Linked DNA regions of Homo sapiens: region 1 is linked to region 2. Evidence: chromatin loops called from intact Hi-C (ENCODE). Cell type or tissue: mammary epithelial cell. All regions are shown on one strand.

The links. Peaks named below come from ENCODE experiments on the same cell type or tissue, not always from the same donor. Only the 100,000 strongest peaks of a DNase experiment are listed, where the experiment ranks them.
Region 1: a loop joins it to region 2, with 9 times the contacts of the local background. A loop is called at or near these places in 4 of 110 quality-filtered maps.

The regions. Positions count from the first base shown.
Region 1 is chr18:51,263,272-51,271,271 of GRCh38, reverse strand. No RefSeq gene overlaps it. Among named protein-coding and RNA genes, the nearest start is that of MEX3C, 70 kb to the right of the region's middle. In mammary epithelial cell, no CTCF peak of the experiment used is centred here; DNase peaks (open chromatin) are centred at 4,351 and 4,991; H3K27ac peaks cover 493 bases.
Region 2 is chr18:51,106,046-51,114,045 of GRCh38, reverse strand. No RefSeq gene overlaps it. Among named protein-coding and RNA genes, the nearest start is that of SMAD4, 80 kb to the right of the region's middle. RefSeq lists a silencer at 3,520-3,629 and enhancers at 3,372-3,871, 3,872-4,373. In mammary epithelial cell, a CTCF peak has its summit at 3,543 (motif pointing left); no DNase peak of the experiment used is centred here; H3K4me3 peaks cover 283 bases.

The DNA.
Region 1 (8,000 bases), 160 kb before region 2:
CCTTTCCCCCAATATAAGTTCTTGGCACCTTTGTAGAAAGTGAGTTCACACATTGAAGCATTCTGAACAAGAGTAAAATAAGGTCAATTTTCCACTTTATTATGTCTGTGATTTAGAGTGGAGGGAATGGAGGATAGATTTGAATAATAAGGAGTTTTTGTATTCCTTTATTCAGCAAACTGATTCCAGGCAATGTGCTAGACGCTGGGAGAGTTACTGTTATGGTTTTGGATTCAGGTTCAAGTACCAAGCATGAACAGTTTCCCTGCACCTGTTAAAACTGCATTCAAAATCGGCCCCTCCAAGTAGATAGGCCAAATTCTAGGCCTGGGTTCTTCTTAATTAAAAAGTGGAAAAGGATATTCAATTGGAAGTTGAGACCTAGATTCTGATCTTCATCTGAAAACGGGTGATATGGTTTGGCTATGTCCCCACCCAAATCTCATCTTGAATTGTAGCTCCCATAATCCCCACATGTCATGGGTGGGACCCAGTGGGAGGTAACTGAATCATGGGGGTGGGTCTTTCCCATGCTGTTCTCATCACAGTGAATAAGTCTTGTGAGATCTGATGGTTTTCTAAAGGGCAGTTCTCCTAGACACAGTCTCTTGCCTGCCACCATGTAAGACATGCCTTTTCTCCTCCTTCACCTTCTGCCATGATTGTGAGGCCTTCCCAGTCACATGGAACTGTGATTTCATTAAACCTCTTTTTCTTTATAAATTACCCAGTCTCAGGTATTTGTATTTCTACATCACAGTATGAAAATGAACTAATACGGCCGGGCGCAGTGACTCAAGCCTGTAATCCTAGCACTTTGGGAGGCCAAGGCAGGCAGATCACGTGGTCAGTAGTTCAAGACCAGCCTGGCCAATATGGTGAAACCCCGTCTCTACTAAAAATACAAAAATTAGCCGGGCATAGTGGAGCACGCCTGTAGTCCCAGCTACTCAGGAGGCTGAGGCAGGAGAATCACTTGAACCCGGGAGGCAGAGGTTGTGATGAGCCGAGATTGTGCCACTGCTCTGCAGCCTGGGAAACAGAGGGAGATTCTGTCTCACAAAAAAAGTAAGAGAAAATGAACTAATACAAGAGGGATGGTCATACCTTCCCTAATGACCTCACAGAATTGCTGTGTATATAAAATAAGATACTTGACATGGAGGCCCAAGGAAAGACTTCATTCTTATCCTGGATAAGTTGCTGTTATTTTGGGGTTTTTTAAATAAAAGGAGTATATCCTCATGGACAAAAACTCAAATAGTGTAATAAGGTAAAAAATCAGAAATTAAAGTCTTCTTTTTCCTGCTCAACCCATCCTTAACCCATGTTTTCTCTACCCAAAAAGTAGTCATACTTTAACAGGTTTTTTGTTTTTTGTTTTTTGCTTTTTGTTTGTTTGTTTGTTTTTGAGATGGAGTTTCGCTCTTGTTGCCCAGGCTGGAGTGCAATGGCACGACCTCAGCTCACCACAAGCTCCACCTCTCAGGTTCAAGCGATTCTCCTGCCTCAGCCTCCCGAGTAGCTGGGATTACAGGCATGCACCACTATGCCTGGCTAATTTTGTATTTTTAGTAGAGATGGGGTTTCTGCATGTTGGTCAGGCTGGTCTCAAACTCCCGACCTCAGGTAATCCGCCCACCTCAGCCTCCCAAAGGGCTGGGATTATAGGCATGAGCCACCATGCCTGGACCCACTTCAACAGTTTTTTCTGCAGCCTCTCTGGAAGAAAAAAAAAATCTTGCACATATCTGTACTTTACATGTGTGTGCCTTTAAATTTTTACATACCTGGGATTGCGGAGGTTTTAAAACATAAACCCTAAATTATTTGACACTCTTTGTATCAAGAGGCAAAGTCTAAATTCCCTCCCCTTGAGTCTGGGCTCACTGACTGCTTAACTCAAGTTCAAATAGAATATAGTACAAGCGATGCTGTGCCAAGTGTTTGGACCAAGACCTCAAAAACTGGTAGCTTCCATTTCCTGTGCCTTAAGATGTTTGTTCTCAGAACTCAGCCACATGCTGTAAGCAAGCGGGACAACCACATAAGGATGCCCCATTCAAGGCAACAGCCAACATCAACTACAAGATATGTGAACAAGAAAGCCTTCACATGATTCCATCTCTAAACATTAGGTCGCCCCCAACCTCTAAGCCATCCTGCTAACTCCAGGTGGAATAAGACAAGCTGCTCCTGCCAAGCTCTCCCAATTTGCAGGTTTGCAAGCATAATTAATAACTGTAGTTTGAAGTCACTAAGTTTGGGATGATTTTTATGCAGCAATAGACAACTGGAGCAGTGATCATATTTTACCCACTGCTCTGAATATTACATTTTTGTTTTTAATAAAATACCTTGGAGATCTTTCAGTAATAACACATACATATCTAAATAGCTTATTTTAATAACCTAGCCTTCCATTGCATGGATGTTCCATATTAAATCAATCAATATTCTATTAATGAGCAGTTAGATTATTTTCAGGGTTTTAGCATTACAAACAACACTGAAATGAGCATTTTAACGTATTTTGGAATATATCTGTAGGATAAATTTCTAATAGTTAAATGCTGGGTCAAAAGGAATAAGCATTTAAAATTTTGATAGCTATGAGCAAATTCCATATCCCTCTCCCCAAAAATAATAAAGGTTGCATCAGTTTATGCTCCTACTTATTTTTCTATGTCTTTAGCACTGGATTTATCAGATTTTTGAATTTTTGCAAATCTAATATTTTTTAGAAAGTTACCTAATTATTGTTTTGTTTGCATTCCTTTAATTATGGTTGAGAATATTCTGGTTCAAATTCTCTGAAGAAGCACAAACCAAATTCAGTTTTAGTTCATTTGGAGGTTCTTTCGGTTTGTTTGTTTGTTTGTTTGTTTGTTTGTTTTTAGAGACAGGGTCTCACTATGTTGGCCAGGTGGGGTTTTGTTTGTTTGTTTGTTTGTTTTGTTTTTGAGATGGAGTCCTGCTCTGTTGCTCAGGCTGCAGTGCAGTGGTGAGATCTCGGCTCACTGCAACCTCTGCCTCCCGGATTCAAGCGATTCTCCTGCCTCAGCCTCCTGAGTAGCTGGGATTACAGGCAGATGACACCATGCCCGGCTAATTTTTGTATTTTTAGTAGAGACGGAGTTTCACTAAGTTGGTCAGGCTGGTCTCGATCTCCTGACCTCGTGATCTGCCCGCCTCGGCCTCCCAAAGTGCTGGGATTACAGGTGTGAGCCACTGCGCCCAGCCTGCCAGGTGGGTTTTGAACTCCTGGCCTCAACTGATCCTCTCCCTGCTTGGCCTTTCAAAGTGCTGGGATTACAGGCATGAGTCACTGCTCCTGGCCTTAATTTTGGAAAAACAGCCATATACTACTTGAGGCTTGGAGGAGATAGGATTGCCCCAAAGGAACCCTAAAGGCTTCTCCTCTTCTTCCTTCCTCAGAGAACCCCAATTTGTTCAGGTATTGGGGAACCTTGTGTTTCAGGGGAAGCTGGGCTTATACCTACCCAGAAACTGACCTTTGATTACCCTAAGCCAGATGTTCTCAAACTTTTTGATCTCCACATCCCTTTAAACGCTTAAAAATCATTGAACATCTCCAAAGCACTTTTATGTGGATTATACCTATTGATATTTACTGTACAAGAAATTAAAACTGAGAAATTTTAAAGCATTTAATTCATTAAAAATAACAGTAATAAACAAATTACATGCTAAAATATTTTATGAAAAATAACTATAATTTTCTGAAGAAAAAATGTAGCAAGAAAACAGACATTGTTTTACATTTTTGCAAATTAATATCTGGCTTAATAGAAGACACCTGGATTCTCTGCTTCTGCATTCAATCTGTTGCAATATTGTTTTTGTTGAAATAAAGAGAATCTAGCTTAATTCAAATGTAGAGTGTTTTAATAGTTTTTAAATAATTGTGGATATTCTTCCCTAATACTACACTAAAATTTAATAAGTAATATATTCTTTTTTTGCCTTAAACAACATTTATTTTCTCAGAGTTCTGGAGGCTGGAGGTCCGAGATCAAGGTGCTGCAGAGCTGGTTTCTGGAGGGGCTCTCTTTCCAGTCTGCAGATGACTTCTCACTGTGACCTCACCGGGCTTTTCCTCCCTACACACTGGACAGCAAGAGCCCAAGAAGTGATTTATTCTTAGCAGTTAGTAGTGATGTTGAATCAGAAACCAAATCACTAAGCTTTTCATATGTGTTACATTAAAATCTACTGCTCTGTCCTGAACTTTGAAATTTTTATCCATGCATGTCTGTGTAACATCACGCTTTGGTCATTCAAGACATCAGCTTACTGAATGACTCAGATCTAATGTTGATGTGTTTCATTACACAATATCAAAAAAACCACAATTTACTTACATCACTACTATTCTAAACATAGGTCTTTCAGGTTTGGGAAGTTGTCAAGAATACAGCGGCAGCTATAAGTTTTTTGAAATTTTTTTTTTTTTTTTTTTTGAGACAGACTCTCGCCATGTCACTTAGGCTGGAGTGCAGTGGCATGATCACAGCTCACTGCAGTCTTAACCACCCCCCAAGCTCAGGTGATTCTCCCACCTCAGCCTCCCTAGTAGCTGGGACCACAGGCACACACTACCATGACCAGCTAATTTTTTTTATTATTTCTGTAGAGACAGGGTCTCCATATGTTGCCCAGGCTGATCTCAAACTTCTGGGCTCAAGTGATCTTCTCACCTCTCAAAGGGCTGGGATTATAGGCATGAGCCACCACACCTGGTCTTGAAATTCTAATTGTTGCTTAGAAGTCTAATTCTTGGCCAGGCACGGTGGCTCATGCCTGTAATCCCAGCAGTTTGGGAAGCCAAGGTGGGCAGATCACTTGAGCCCAGGAGTTTGAGACCAACCTGGGCAACATGGAGAAACCATGTCTCTACTAAAAATACAAAAACTAGCTGGGCGTGATGGTGCACGCCTGTAGTCCCAGCTGCTCAAGAAGCTGACGTGGGAGGATCACCTGAGCCCAGGATGTGGAGGCTGCAGTGAGCTGAGATCACACCAGGTCACTGCACTCCAGCTTGGGCCACAGAGTGAGATCCTGTCTCAAGAAAAACCCTCTAATTTTCATTGACAATATATATTTTTAGTTGTTTGCCTCTTAATTAATTGTATTGTGTATATTTAAGGTATACCACACAATGTTATAAGATACATATGTAGTAAAATGGTGACTACAGTGAAAGAAGTTAACATAGCCATCACCTTCCATAGTTAACCTTTTTCTTTTCCCTGTGGCCAGAACAACAATAATCTACTCCTTTAGCCAAAAATCTGGATACAATACACTATTATTAATTATAGTCCTCATGTTGTACATTAGATCTTTAAACTTGTTCTTTCTACATAGGTGCTATTTTGTATCCTTTACTTACATCTTCCTATTTCCTGTCCTCCATCCTGCCCCTGATAACCACTGTTTTATTCTCTATATCTGCATATTTGACAGTTTTTTTAGATTCCACATCCATGTGAGATTATGCAATATTTTTCTTTCTGTGGCTGTCTTATTTCACTTACTATAATGTTCTCTAGGTTCATTCATGTTGTTGCAAATGGTAGGATCTCCTTATTTATTTATTTATTTAATCTTTTTTTTTTTTTTTTTTTTTTTTTTGAGACGGAGTCTCACTCTGTCACCCAGGCTGGAGTGTAGTGGTGCAATCTCAGCTCACTGCCACTTCCACCCCCTGGGTTCAAGCAATTTCCTGCCTCAACCTCCTAAGTAGCTGGAATTACAGGTGCCCACCACTATGTCCAGATAATTTTTGTATTTTGTTTCACCATGTTGGCCAGGCTGGTCTCAAACTCCTGACCTCATAACTCTCCAGCCTCAGCCTCCCAAAGTGCTGCGATTACAGACGTGAGCCACCGCGCTCAGCCTAATCTTTTTTTTAATAGAGATGGGGGTCTCAGTATGTTGCCCAGCTTGTCTTTAACTCCTGGGTTCAAGTGATTCTCCCACCTCATCCTCCCAAATTGCTAGGATTGCAGATGTGAGCCACCATGCCCGGCCTCCTCCACTTTAAAACTGAATAATATATGCCTCAGTTTCTTTGTCTATGACAGACACTTATGTTGTTACCACATCTTGGCTGTTGAGAATAACGCTGCAATGAACATGAGCATGCAGAAATCTTTACAAGGTGGTCATTTCATTTTCTTTGGGTATATACTTAGAAAACGGGGTTCTGAGACAAATGTTAATTCTATTTTTAATTTCTTTAGGTACCCCATAGTGTTTTCCATAATGGATGCACCAATCTACATTCCCACCAAGAGTGTACGAAGGTTCTCTTTTCACTCCAGCCTTGCCAACACCTGTTCTCTCTTACCTTTTTGATAACAGCCATTTTAACAGGTGTGAGGTGATAGCTCATAGTGGTTTTCACTTCCATTTCCCTGACAGTGATGTTGAGAATCTTTTCATACGTGTACCTGTTAGCTATTTGTATATCTTCTTTGGAGAAACAGCTATTCAGATCCTTTGGCCATTTTTTAATCTGGTCATGTGTTTTCTTGTACTTGAGTTATACAAGTTCTTTATAAAGTTTGGATATATTAACCCCTTATCAGATATATGATGTGAAAGTAATTTTTCCCAATCTGTAAGATGCCTTTTCATTTTGTTGATTAGTTAGTTATTTTCCTTGAAGTGACAGGCTGACTTTGTTCATTTTTAAGAAAATATCTGCCAAATGCCCAAGTCTGAATAGCCATAGTTTGTCTGACATTTGTTCTTTCCAGTAAAAATGGTGTTCCAGGAAAAAACAAACAAACAAAAAACAATGGCTAGTCTAGCTGGTGACTCAAACAAATGCAAAAGTGCTCTTTCTTGAGACAATCACCACACAGGTTGTTCTGTCTTGGTTTGCAGCAGAAGTGCTGTAATGTTTAATATTTAAAATATGTGTGTGTTCAAAGGTTGTAATTTATTAAAATTAGAGTTTTTGCCACTTCATCAAGGAATTCATAGGTGGAATTGGCTTTTTTAAAACTGATATAGCTTGAGGCCACTACCTTGACTCATGATAAGGTACCAGCTTTATCCACCATTGATTTTGAACCACCAGCAATAGTCAATACAGTGGAAAAGTCATATTATAATGGAAAAGACAAAATAATATATTGTGAAAAATTTTGTACATTGCAGATCCCCTAAAATTGTCTTGGGATCCCCAGAGGTATGCAGACCACTGATCTAAGCCAATCACAGTAGATCACTTTGCCTTGCTACTGATTTGTGCAATTCCAGCCAATGAGATGTGAAAAGAAATCTGGGGATTCTGGGAAAGTTCTCCATACTCTTTCCATGCGGTTCTTCTTTCTTCCTTCCACGTGGTTTTGATGGGACTGCCAATCAAAAAATGGTCTCAAGAATGGGTTGGGGGTAGGTTCTATTCCAGCCTTTGGTTGATGGTGTGTGCAGATGAAATGCTTAAAGCCATCTTGAAATCATGAGAGGGCAAACCTGAGGTCAAATTTCAACACTTCAAGAATAGCAGAGCAAAAAGAGAATAATGGAAGAGACTGAAACTTTTATAACATTACTGAAATTCTAATCAATCCTAGAGCCTCATTACCTCCAGTCTTACTATGTAAGATAACAAATTTTTTTGTTTGATAAATATTAATTGTGCTCTTCTGTTACTTGTAGCTAATACCAAGAGGAAAGCATCAGAAGGGCACATGATGGGCTAGGCCCCTCATTCATGATGGGATCTTGGAAAGTCATTTCATTGCTCTTCCACTGTTCAAGGTGGAAGTTGGATTAAATAATATCAAGGGACCCTTCCTATGGCTTTTAACAGGTTTGCCATTACTTCAGCTAGAGATTTGGTAACTTAGAGACTTGCAACGTACTTATCTAAGCTAGCCTTTTTTGGCTAAGTCAATAAGGGAGTTATTCCTGTTAGATTTAGGTAGTTTTTCTTCCTGCCACTGATGTTCCTTGAAACT
Region 2 (8,000 bases):
CGCCTACTTAGATACCAGGCACTACTCCTTGAGGGACTGGTGGTTCAAATAGGCACCTGCGTGGCCCTCAACCCTGCCACTTTTCTCCTAGAGGATGGGGAACCAATCGAGCATGACTGCCAACAAATTGTAGTCCAGACTTATGCCACCCGAGATGATCTCTTAGAAGTCCCCTTAACTAATCATGACCTTAACCTATATACCAATGGAAGTTCATTTGTGGAGAATGGGATATGAAGGGCAGGTTACGCCATAGTGATGTAACCATACTTGAAAGTAAGCCTCTTCCCCCAGGGACCAGTGCCCAGTTAGCGGAACTAGTGGCACTTACCCGAGCCTTAGAACTGGAAAAGGGAAAAAGAATAAATGTGTATACAGACAGCAAGTATGCTTATTTAATCCTACATGCCCATGCTGCAATATGGAAAAAATGGGAGCTCCTAAGCTCTGGGGGGACCCCAATTAAATACCACAAGGAAATTATAGAGTTATTGCACGCACTGCAAAAACACAAGGAGGTGGCACTCTTACACTGCCAAAGCCATCAAAATGGGAAGAAGAGGGGAGAACAGCAGCTAAGCAGCTGGCAGACCAGCAAGAAGGAAAGAGAGAAAAAGAAAGTCAGAGAAAGAGGAAGAAATAGAGACAAAGAGAAGGAGTCAAAGGAAAGAGAGAAAGAGACAGGAAGTCAGAGAAAGAGACAAAGAAGAAGTCAAAGAGATAGAAAGAGAGATGGAAGTAGTAAAGAGAAAAACAGTGTACCCTATTCCTTTAAAAGCCAGGGTAAAGTTCTGTTTACCCAGCCAAGGCATATTTTTCTATGTGGAAGATCGACCTATATCTGCCTCCCCACTAACTGGACAGGCACCTGCACCTTAGTCTTTCTAAGTCCCAACATTAACATTGCCCCAGGAAATCAGACCTTATCAGTACCCCTCAAAGCTCAAGTCCGTCAGTGCAGAGCCATACAACTAATACCCCTACTTATAGGGTTAGGAATGGCTACTGCTACAGGAAGGGGAATAGCCGGTTTATCTACTTCATTATCCTACTACCACACACTCTCAAAGGATTTCTCAGACAGTTTGCAAGAAATAACAAAATCTATTCTTACTTTACAATCCCAAATAGACTCTTTGGCAGCAGTGACTCTCCAAAACCGCTGAGGCCTAGACTTCTTCACTGCTGAAAAAGGAGGACTCTGCACCTTCTTAGGGGAAGAGTGTTGTTTTTACACTAACCAGTCAGGGATAGTACGATTTGCCGCCCGGCGTTTACAAGAAAAGGCTTCTGAAATCAGACGCCTTTCAAACTCTTATACCAACCTTTGGGCAACATGGCTTCTCCCCTTTCTAGGTCCCGTGGCAGCCATCTTGCTGTTACTCGCCTTCAGGCCTTGTATTTTTAACCTTCTTGTCAAATTTGTTTCCTCTAGAATTGAGGCCATCAAGCTACAGATGGTCTTACAAATGGAACTCCAAATGAGTTCAACTAACAACTTCTACCAAGGACCCATGGACCAACCCACTGGCACTTCCACTGGCCTAGAGAGTTCCCCTCTGGAGGACACTACAACTGCAGGGCCCCTTCTTTGCCCCTATCCAGCAGGAAGTAGCTAGAGCGGTCATCGGCCAAATTCCCAACAGCAGTTGGGGTGTCCTGTTTAGAGGGGGGATTGAGAGGTGACAGCATGCTGGCAGCCCTCGCAGACCTCGCTCGCTCTCGGAGCCTCCTCTGCCTGGGCACCCACTCTGGTGGCACTTGAGGAGCCCTTCAACCCACTGCTGCACTGTGGGAGCCCCTTCCTGGGCTGGCCGAGGCCAGAGCCAGCTCCCTCAGCTTGCGGGGAGGTGTGGATGGAGAGGCACGGGTGGGAACCAGGGCTGTGCACAGTGCTTGCAGGCCAGCGCAAGTTCCGGGTGGGTGTGGGCTTGGGGGGCCCATGCTCGGAGCGGCCAGCCAGCCCTGCTGGCCCTGGGCAGTGAGGGGCTTAGCACCTGGGCCAGCAGCTGCTGTGCTCGATTTCTCACCAGGCCTTAGCTGCCTCCCTGCGGGGCAGGGTTCAGAACCTGCAGCCTGCCATACCTGAGCCTTCCCCCGCCCCGCCACCGTGGGCTCCTGCATGGCCCAAGCCTCCCAGACGAGTGCTGCCCCCTGCTCCACGGCCCCTGGTCCCATTGACCGCCCAAGGGCTGAGGAGTGCAGGCGCATGGCGCAGGACTGGCAGGCAGCTCCACCTGCGGCCCCGGTGCGGGATCCACTGGGTGAAGCCAGCTGGGCTCCTGAGTCTGGTAGGGACTTAGAGAACCTTTATGTCTAGCTAGGGGATTCTAAATACACCAATCAGCACTCTGTATCTAGCTCAAGGTTTGTAAACACACCAATCAGCACCCTGTGTCTAGCTCAGGGTTTGTGAAGGCACCAGTTGGCACTCTGTATCTAGTTAATCTGGTGGGGACTTGGAGAACCTTTATGTCTAGCTAAGGGATTGTGAATGCACCAATCGGCACTCTGTATCTAGCTCACAGTTTGTAAATGCACCAATCAGCACTCTGTGTCTAGCTCAGGGTTTGTAAACACACCAGTTGACACTCTGTATCTAGCTAATCTAGTGGAGACACCGAGAACTTTTGTGTCTAGCCCAGGGATTGTAAACGCGCCAATCAGCACCCTGTCAAAACGGACCAATCAGCTCTCTGTAAAACAAACCAATCAGCTCTCTGTAAAATGGACCAATCAGCAGGATGTGGGTAGGGCCAGATAAGAGAATAAAAGCAGGCTGCCTGAGCCAGCAGTGGCAACCCACTTGGGTCCCCTTCCACACTGTGGAAGCTTTGTTCTTTCGCTCTTTGCAATAAATATTGCTACTGCTCACTCTTTGGGTCCACACTGCCTTTAAGAGCTGTAACACTCACCACGAATGTCTGCAGCTTCACTCCTGAAGCCAGTGAGACCACGAACCCACTGGGAGGAACGAACAACTCCAGCGGGAGGAACGAACAACTCCAGATGCGCCATCTTAAGAGCTGTAACACCCACTGCGAAGGTCTGCACCTTCATTCCTGAGCCAGCGAGACCACGAACCCACCAGAAGGAAGAAACTCCGAACACATCCGAACATCAGAAGGAACAAACTCCGGACACACCGCCTTTAAGAACTGTAACACTCACCACGAGGGTCCGCGGCTTCATTCTTGAAGTCAGTGAGACCAAGAACCCACCAATTCTGGACACAACAGGATGTCTCCTGGAGGGCCCGGCAGCCTCACAGTGAAGATCCAGACTCCGCAGAATCCAGGTGCTGGGAGCGTCCGGGCAAGGCTGGGCCTGGCGGGCTCTCTGAAGGCAGCGGTCCAAGCCCACCCAGCCTCGGGCTCTGCACAGGGCCAGCCCCTCAGGGACTGCGGTTGACGACTCCGGGCTTGGTCCACTACGCCCACCTGGGTCCCGGGACATTGTCTATCTAGCCCGGAGGAGCTGGGAGGACAGAGGCGCCTCGGGAAACGCGCGCCTGCTCCCTTCGCGGGGCAAGGGCGACACCCAGTGGTGGCCGTGGGAACTCGGCTGCGTGGTATCCCCAGCCCGGGGCAGGCGCTGGGGCCCTCTGACCCCACTGCCCTCTTCCCTCTCCTCCCTCCTGCCCTGCTCCCAGCCCGCCCTGCAGACCCTGGCCCAGTTCCCAGGCTACCGTCAGCGCTGCTTGCCCCAGCTCCCTCCGCCCCACAAGGGGCAAACCCTGGCCAGGGCGGGGGCACCCCGGCTCTTTCCCAGGGTCCACCGTCCAGGGTGTCTTAGGTGGCCTTGAATACCAGGGACTGCCGCCCACCTTTAACTCCAGTCTCGCCCTGGGGTGCATGGCCCCGTTACCTGTGGGCCTTCACAATAAACGCAGCTCCTGCTAGCCCCTTCTCGCTGGGAAAATCCGCCTCCCCAGTGCATTGAGGGGACCTCGCGCTGTCACCTCGCAAAGGGCTCGCTCCACACCTAGAATCTGGAGCTCCCTTCACCTGCAGAGCCAGGACCACACCTGCCGCGGTGGTGAGCCTTGGAGGAGGCCACCATTCCCCAAACAGGACACTGAACAGTCCCTCTAGGCCAAGTTTATGACCGGCGTGTCCACTTCAAAGGCCACGGACATCTCCCAGACTTAACACTTTTCCATTATGCGTCCCTTTCACTTTCGGTAGCGAGGTCTCAGGAATGCCTTTCCAGGCTCCAGTCATATCGTTAAGATCGTTACGTACACTTTTCTCACTTTATGCTCACGCCAAACCTAAGAAGTTAGGTATTTCCGTCAGTGTTTTACAGATGAAGATACAGCGTCTTTCAAAGTTAAAAACGTTGTGAAGTTCCAACACACAGTAACAGAGCTAAGATTTGACCTCGGGAGGGACAGATGCCATAATCTCTTAATCTGACACCTGAACGTTCAGTTACTGATTCCTGTAAACCTGTAGGAAGACGTATTATTGTGGTAGTGTGGTCACCCACGGTGGAATATTTCGCACCTTTACTCTCCCTCCTGTCTGAGTAGTCCTTTGGTTGGTTTTCAGTGTACCAAGGACAGGTACTTCCAGCTCACCAGAGGTGACAGCTAAGTCCTCCTGCCCCAGTTCCGCCCTGGGTGTTCCTCCGACTTGCTCTGATCCCACCGCATGTGCCCCTCAGCCTTGGCCTCTGCAGGCCAAGGATCTGCATTCCCAGCGGGTTCCCTTAAGGACACTGCAATGTGGCCTGGCTTGGCCCAATACTATAATAATTTCTCCTTAAAGAAAGCAGCCTGCCAGGGCATTAAGTCAGCTACCATTTTGCTCAGCAGAGAGTCCACCTGCAGCCCCCAGCACAAAGCCTGGTTCACAGTGGGCACACGCTGCACACTTGAAGAATGAATGACCCCAGGCTGGATGGCTCACGCCTATAATCCTAGTACTTTGGGAGGCCAAGGGGAGTGGATCACTTGAGACCAGGAGTTTGAAACCAGCCTGGCCAATATAGTGAAACCTGTCTCTACTGAAAATACAAAAAATTAGCCAGGCATAGTGGCAGGCACCTATAATCCCAGCTACTTGAAAGGCTGAGGCACGAGAATCACTTGAACCCAAGGAGGTGAGGGTTGCAGTGAGCTGAGGTCGCGCCACTGCACTCCAGCCTGGCCGACAGAGAAAAAAAATATATTCCCATGGTGCTCTCCCTGGTGTCAATCTGTATCTTTTCTTTTTCTAAGGACACCAGTCATAGTGAACTGAGGCCCACCCTAATGACCTCATCTTAACTTGATTACTTCTGCAAAGACCCTGTTTCCAAATAATGTGACATTCACAGGTACTAAGGGTTAGAATAACATCTCTTTTAGGGGGACACCATTCAACCCGTAACAGCAGTGAAGGGCAATGTACCTGTGGTCTCACTGTCAATTAAAACCAAAGCTCTCAGGGCTTGGTTTGTCACAGGAAAGGTCAGCGGCGTTTATGAGGTTGGGTTGCTTTACACACTGCAGAGATGTACTGGTTTCCCCCATGACTCCTTTCGCTTTTTATTGGTCCATCAGTAATGTTTTTGTGGTCACTGTAATGACTGTGTTTACTCCAGGCTTAAGTGCTTGTGTTTCTCTCTCTCTCTTTCGTGTTAGGTGTTAAAATGGACTATTAACTTGGAATACAGCCTCTCCCTCTTGGGAAGTGACAAGAATATTCTAATGTCAAGATAAGTCAAGCTGACCTTGCATTGTTACTGAAGCCGACGCTCCTCTGCCTAGTCCTTACCCTTCATCCCGGTCCAGCCCCAACCCTTTCCTGCTGCTGATCCTCCATTCTCAGCTCTACACACTGGCTGCTTGCCCTTCCTGAAATGCTCCTCGGGCTTCCACACTTGGCTGTGTCTTTCCTGGAAGCCCCTTTCCACATCCAGCTCATCCTGTTGGAATTCTCCCCAGTCTTCAAGGCCAGGTTTAAAGGCCATCTCCTCAGGAAGCCTTCCCTGATCCTCCAGCTTCCTCCTCAGAAAGTTGACCTTCAGTGCAAACACCAATCATGTGCTGCTTTAATCTGAAGTAAAGGTGTGTCTCTCACCCTTCTCCCTTCTCCTACGCAGCAGTAATGGAGAGCTTCTGGAGACCTCGCATAGAAGAAATCGCTGGGGCTGCTGGGAGTGTTTCATTGAAAAAGAGAACACTTCCTGGAGTCATGAGTCATGTGCCCTAAGCTTCCTTCAACTGTTAATCATCTATCAGACTTTGAGCTCCTCATGGAAACTCTACCTGGGCTTCTTTGGAGGTCCTTTACACACACACACACACGTGCATGCATGCATGCACACACACACAAATGCATACACACACACACGCACACATGCACACACACGCATGCACACATGCACACACACACACCCCTGTTCCTAGCACAAGCAGTGCCCACATACAACTTCCTGTCTGATGTGAAAGGTCTCTCTTTTGCACCCTCTTTGGTGGTATGGTGGGCAGAATTCTAAGATGGCTTCCAAAGCTTCCTGTTCCCTGAGTGCCTGTACCCTGACCTGAAGGATCCCTGAGACTGTGAATATCACAGATTTTACTCCTGTGATTCAGTTATGTCAGATGGTAAAGTTGATCTTAAAATAGGGAGATGATCTGGGTGGCCCTGACCTAATCACGTGAGCCTTTTGAAAGCAGACCGTTTTCTTCCATGGGTCATAGAAGGGGAAGTCTGAGAGCTTCAAAGCATGAGAGGGACTTGACGGTGGGTGGGTCCCGTGGCTGAGCTGGAGGAAGTCACGTGGCAAGCCCTGAGAGTGGCCTCTAGGATTTGAGAACAGTTCCCAGCCAACAGCCAGCAAGACAAAGGGACCTCAGTCCTCCAACTGTAAGAAAGTGAATTCTGCCAACAGCCCGAGGAAGTCTGGAAGTGGATCAAGCCTCCAGATGAGGACACACCTGGCCAGCACCTTGGTTTCAGCCTTACAAGATGCTGAAAGGAGGACCCAGCTACAATGTACTGGCCTCCTGCTGGATGTGGAAGTTCACCCTTGTGATCACAACTACTTGGGAGGCTGAGGCAGGAGGACTGCTTGAGCCCAGGAGTTCTAGGCTGTAGTACACTATGCCCATCAGGTGTCTGGACTAAGTCTGGCATCAATAAGGTGACCTCCTGGGAGTGAGGACCACAGGATTGCTCAAGGAGGGTGAATTGGCCCAAGTCCGAAACCGCAAGTAAAAATTCTCATGCTGATCAGTAGTGGGACTGCACCTGTGAGTAGCCACTGCACTCCAGCCTGGGCAACATGGCGAGACCTCATCTCTATTAAAACAAAACAAAACAAAAAAGGCTGCACTCCTGACCCATGGAACAGTGAGCCAGTAAGTTGGTGGGGAGGAGTATTTTCATCTGCTCTGCATGTTAAAATCATCTTACCTTAATACTAGTCAGGAAAATGCAAAGTAAAATGACATTATAGCATCGCTCTTAACCCAATGTGATTGTCACAAATTCCTAAATATATAATATCCAACGTGGGCAAGGGCAATGGAATATATAAACACTTGAATACACATTTGGTGGGACTGCAAAATGATAAGGGCTTCTGGGAGACAATTAAAATTTTTAAATGGGCATACCCTTCAATCCAACAACTCCCCTTCTCAATATCTGTCCTAGAGAAATATACTCAGAGGCATGTGAGATATATTTATTGTACCATTTGGTACTATTTAGAAACAAGTTAGAGACCTATTAATAGAACAGTGGTTAGAGGAGTTGTGGTAGAACCATACTGGGAATACTGTAGGTTTCATACAGTGTTTTAAAACAAGGTAGCAGCTCTAAATGGGCTAACGTGAAAAGATCTTGTGCATATATCAGTAGATGAGAAAAGGAATTGCAGGACAATATTTATAGGCCACATTTTAGCAACTGATTCGGAGACACACACTAATTACTTTTCAACAGCTCAGAAGGCACCTTACAATCGAGGGTGGCCCAGTGCCAGTCAAACTGCATATCCTGAAC